Linked DNA regions of Mus musculus: region 1 is linked to region 2. A link is a loop called in an ENCODE intact Hi-C map of the cell type or tissue named here. Cell type or tissue: heart. All regions are shown on one strand. Region 1 has its middle 2.2 kb from the start of Fhdc1. Region 2 overlaps Arfip1 (ADP-ribosylation factor interacting protein 1).

Evidence for each region. A loop is a pair of places that touch in the nucleus more often than their neighbours do. Peaks named below come from ENCODE experiments on the same cell type or tissue, not always from the same donor. Only the 100,000 strongest peaks of a DNase experiment are listed, where the experiment ranks them.
Region 1: it touches region 2 in a loop (4-fold over the local background); 3 of 42 quality-filtered maps call a loop at or near these places.

What each region holds. Positions count from the first base shown.
Region 1 is chr3:84,480,400-84,482,899 of GRCm38, forward strand. It overlaps a transcript of Fhdc1 not described here. Among named protein-coding and RNA genes, the nearest start is that of Fhdc1, 2.2 kb to the left of the region's middle. In heart, CTCF peaks have their summits at 161 and 971 (motif pointing left); no DNase peak of the experiment used is centred here; H3K4me3 peaks cover 941 bases; H3K27ac peaks cover 557 bases; H3K27me3 peaks cover 1,143 bases.
Region 2 is chr3:84,541,644-84,544,143 of GRCm38, forward strand. The region is part of intron 2 of Arfip1 (ADP-ribosylation factor interacting protein 1); the gene reads right to left. Among named protein-coding and RNA genes, the nearest start is that of Gm35410, 40 kb to the right of the region's middle. In heart, a CTCF peak has its summit at 1,018 (motif pointing left); no DNase peak of the experiment used is centred here.

The DNA.
Region 1 (2,500 bases), 61 kb before region 2:
CGCCCGCTGTCCCGGCGCCGCCGTCTCTCCGCAGGACTGCAGGCCGGGGACGGTGAGGGGGCAGGGCGGTGCGGAGGGGCGGGGCCGCTGCAGGTAACAATGCTGCCTACCCGGCTGCTCCTCCAGCCGGCCGCAAAGGACAGCACGCCCTTTCCTGCTCTGCTGCTTCCCTCGCTCCCCCTTCAACCCGAACAGCACCGCCACTGAGCTCGCCCTCGCCAGCTCCGGGCTCCCGAGACTCGAAAGCCGCCGCCCAGCACGCTGCTCCTGGCACCTGAAGACCAGCTCGGGGCTGGGCGGGCAACCACAGAGGACGATGGAAATTGCTGCAGGGAAAAGATGAGCCTTGGTGTCCTAATGGAGCGAAGTGGGAGGCGCCACGGTCGCTACTGAGCAGGTCACCGCCTTCCACAAAAGGAACCTCTGCGGCAGTCTCCTGGACACCCTATCCCGCGCACACGCAAGAACACCCCACGCACATTCGTAGGCACGCATGCACCTTTATATCACACACACACATTCACACACCTCCGCTCCACTCCACAGCTTCTCTTTGGAGCTTAGCGCTTCTCAGGAGGTCCAGAGCGGTGTAGAGGTCTGATCCCCTGTGGAGCACGTCTCTTCTCCCACTTGTTTTCCCACCCTTTCTTTCCCCTTCCCTCCCTTCCCCTTCCTCTCCTTTATTTTCTTTTGTCTCAATGATGGTAACAAACTTTTGAGCTTTATTAAAGAAGAAGAAAAAAAAAAAAGCCTAGCAGAACTGAATGAAGGGGCTCTGTCTGGGAACTGGGAAAGAGCCCGCCCACTCACTGAAGGAAACAGGGAAGTCAGTCTAATCGCATAAATTTTTTTTTTTTTTTCAAAGTGACTTGCGAAGACGCCAGGCAGAGAGCGAAGTGAGTAGTCAAAGAAAACTTACTCTGGACAAACCGGCTGCTGGCACCTCAGCTGCCGGGGTGGGGAAGCGCCCTCTGCGGGAATGAAGTCATCCTACCCTTTTCTGGGTGCGCCCAGATAACCGACCAGAGCTTTCCTTTCCCAAGCTCTGGGGTCTAAGGACTTCCAGACACTCCACCAGGTCCTCAAGTCCTGGGCATCATTCCTCGCCTCCTTCTGCGGGTCTTGCATAGGAAAAGAGAAGTACTAGTCCAAACCAGCCCAGTATTCAAGACCCCAAAACTGTGGCAGCCTATATCTTGGTTCTTTGGCCATTAATATAGTTCACAACCCACAAACACTGAAAATATCAAGGCAGGTCTCAGGCTGGGAGCACAAGTTAGTTCAAATGAATATTGATCGGTACTCAGGTAAAAGAGTATTGAGTATTCAGTGTGAGCATGGCCTTTCCCTTTTTATTTTATTGTTTATTATTTTTGGTGCTTTGGAACATGATCTGTCTCTCTCCCTCTAGGCCTAGATGTCCTTAAACTCACTCTGCAGACCAGGCTGCCCTCCAATCACAGAGATCTGCATGGGTCACCAAGCCAGCCCCCTGTCCCCTTCTTTAGTCTGAGATTGGTCCCCTCCCTCCATCGCTCACACTGTAGGACACATGCCCTGAAAGACTAGTCCCTTTCTGCTCCAGTCTGTGGTCCCAGACGGCTGAGACGAGCAGGTCCAGAGCCAGCCTTGGCAACACTGTGAGATTTCCAAGAAGAAAAAGGCCGATTTGGAGGAGTCAAGCCCTGTGGCCCATCCTCCTCCTCTGGCCTTTGATCTCCAGCTTCTGCTCTGGCCCACAGGCCTTCCCTCTGCATCTCTGGCCCTCCCCGGTGACCCTTCTTTTCCTGAGTGCAGTCATAAGGTTCTTACAACCCTTGATCTATTGTCCATTATAATCCCATGGGGATCGCTTCTGACTTGAATCCGGGTGCCCTTTTGAAAGAAAAGCAGTAAAAATGAATACACATGGCCTTGGGTTTCCATCCTTGGAAGGGGCCCAGAAAAATGAGAGCCAATTGTTGTCAGTTATGCCAGCGACTCAGATCCACAGCCGTCTCATGGTGACACAAGTCCAGATTTAATGCCTGGAAGACAACCCACCTTCCCCTCACATTATCGCTCTTCCCTCTTTCCTTTCTCTCATGGCTGGCTTGGGAAGTTCAAGTCCCAGTGTCACCACACTAACTCTAGAGTGACGTGGTCTGCACTGCCCTTCTGCTGCCTACCATGCGTGAGACACCCACCAACCTTCCATTTTGATTTCCACCTTAGGGAAGTGTAACTGGATACCTATGTCCCAAAGCTTAGACTTCTACCTCCACTTCACCAAATTCACTGAGAAACTGCTGCGGGAACTGTTTACTGTACAAACAGGTCAAGCCTAAGGCTTTCCACATCGGTGGCTATCCTTCTTTGGGTCATGTGTGCATAGATGTGGCCTTCAGTCCGATGAAGCAGGGGCACCCTGCGTCATCTCCTGCCATCTGGGCCTTCCATCCCTATAACTTTGTGTGAGGCCCCTCAGGATAGATCTTGTTTATTTTGACTTGATTTCCTT
Region 2 (2,500 bases):
CATGTTCCTACTCAAACAGTGCTTTGTAATTAAGTCCTAATGATCCTGGATTATAACTCCCTAAAGTTAATAGGAAGTTTTGATAGTTTGCTATATGTATGCAATTTCTAAGGAGTTCAGAGCTGGGAAACACCTAATCTATGTACTTTTGTTCTGGACATTCCACAGGAAAAGTTCCATTTCCACAATATCTAATGAAGTAATTTCCCTAACCTGACAATCACAGCTAAACTAACAAGAAGACACAACCATGTGTAACTTGTGCTTGCTTCTCTTTAACTCAAGCTACAACTTGCCAACATCTAGTTACTATTTAAGAAACGAGACAACAACATCCATCACATTTCATTTTGCTTTCTATTTCTGTTGTTTTGGGGACAGTCTCATGTTGTCCAGTCAGCCTTGAACTTACTGTGTAGCTGAGAATGACCCTGAGCCTCTGGCCTCTGGCCCATAAGCAAAGGACTGGCAGATTTATACCACTTTACCCAATTGCTCTTTAGTAATTGTTAATAGCATCCATTGTAAATCACATACAGCTCAAAACTAGAGAGTAACTTTATATCTGTGAAGATTAAACTTTAAAGAACAAAAATTGTTTTACTTAGAAAATAACAGCATCTTTGCTGAGGATGGTGGAGGCCCGTGATAGCAAGCTCCCTGCCTTGCTCATCTCTAGAGTTGCATATAGGAGCAAGGACTGCAGTGCTGGTGCAGTTCTAGTCTAAGCATGTTCATTATAATCTCTACAGAGATGTGAATGCAGAGGATGGCCTCTCAGAACAAAACACAATCTGTACATAAAACCAGAGACACTGAAACTTATAGAGGAGAAAGTAGGGAAAAGCCTCGAAGATATGGGTACAGGGGAAAAATTCCTGAATAGAACAGCAATGGCTTGTGCTGTAAGATCGAGAATTGATAAATGGGACCTCATAAAACTGAGAAACCAAAATACCAACTTCAACAGGTGTTACAGTTTCATTGCTTGTGCCACAGTGACACCAGCTGGCCAACCAAATCATTGCAACCCAGTAATATATCATGTTCACGTGAGACTTTATAATTTTATAGTGACTGTACTGGCTGGTTTTATGTGTCAACTTGACACAAGCTAGAGTTATCATAGAGAAAGGAGCCTCAGTTGAGAAAAAGTCTGTATGAGATCCAGCTGTAAGGCATTTTCCCTTAGTGATTGGGGATTGGGGAGAGGGTCCAGTCCACTGTGAGTGGTGTTATCTATCCCTGGGTCCTGGGTTCTACAAGAAGGCAGGATGAGCAAGCCAGGGGAAGCAAGCCAGTAAGCAGCACCCCTCCATGGCCTCTGCATCAGCTCCTGCCTCCAAGTTCCTGCCCTGTGTGAGTTCCTGTCCTGACCTCCTTTGGTGATGAACAGCAATGTGGAAGTGTAAGCTGAATAAAGCCTTTCCTCCCCAACTTGCTCGCAGCAATAGAAACCCTGACAAAGACAGTGACTGTTATGCAAAGGCAAGAAAAAAGTACAAGATTCTAAATGAACAGCCATGAAGGAAGAAGTATGCATGTATCTATGAAATCTGTTCAGGAATCCTGCCCCCATGAGACTGCTTTGCTGTTCTATAAACATCTATAGTCTAACACCAGGCAATGCATTTGACTCTTTCTTTCTAAAATTTCACTTTTATTAAAATATTTGGGGTTAAACACAATTTCCCGTCATTAACTAGGAAAACGAAATGAGAAGGCAACTAACATTTAGGTTAGCATAGGCCTGATAGATCTTAAGTATAAATACACTGTAAACCGTCAAAAGATGGTTTGAAATATTGTGTCCACTCTTGAGAAAGGCACCCAACTAAAGTTAATTTTCACTAAAAGGTATCAAATGTCTAAGAGACCCCGACGCGCTGACTACCCTGACTGGGTAGGAGCTCCAGCGAGCATCACGGTGCTGGGCTTCTGCATGGGAGGAGGGCGGACGCTCTGGCGGAGGATAGTACTGCATCTTCAGGAATATTCAGGAGGAATATTCAGGAGGATAGTACTGCATCTTCAGGAATAGTGCCACTGATTTTAAAACTACATGCTCAATGTGGAGAGGGCTCCGAGACAACCATCTTTTTCCTTTCTTTGCCTTCTAAGATGAAGTGAAATAACATTGGAGGACAATACCCAAAAGGAGAATTTGATACTAATGAAGAATAAATGTGCAGATAAGCAAGTTACTTAACTAGCTTTGACTGCATAAGCAAAGCACTTTCTATAAGTGATACTCACAAGCAAGACTCTGAAGACCCATTAAAGGATTTAATGTACAAAGTAACCCTGAGGAAATACACTGGAGCAATGTGCTGCCAGATATCCAGGTTGGAATTGGTAGTTTTGCCCAATTTCATTATTAGAGTGAGATAGCGTGGTGTTGTTTTAAGGAGATACCAAGAAATAAAGCAGAGTTCAAATCCAAAACCATGTATAAATAACCTAGTTTAATAAAATAGCAAAAGCTCTTAGTGAAAGAAAA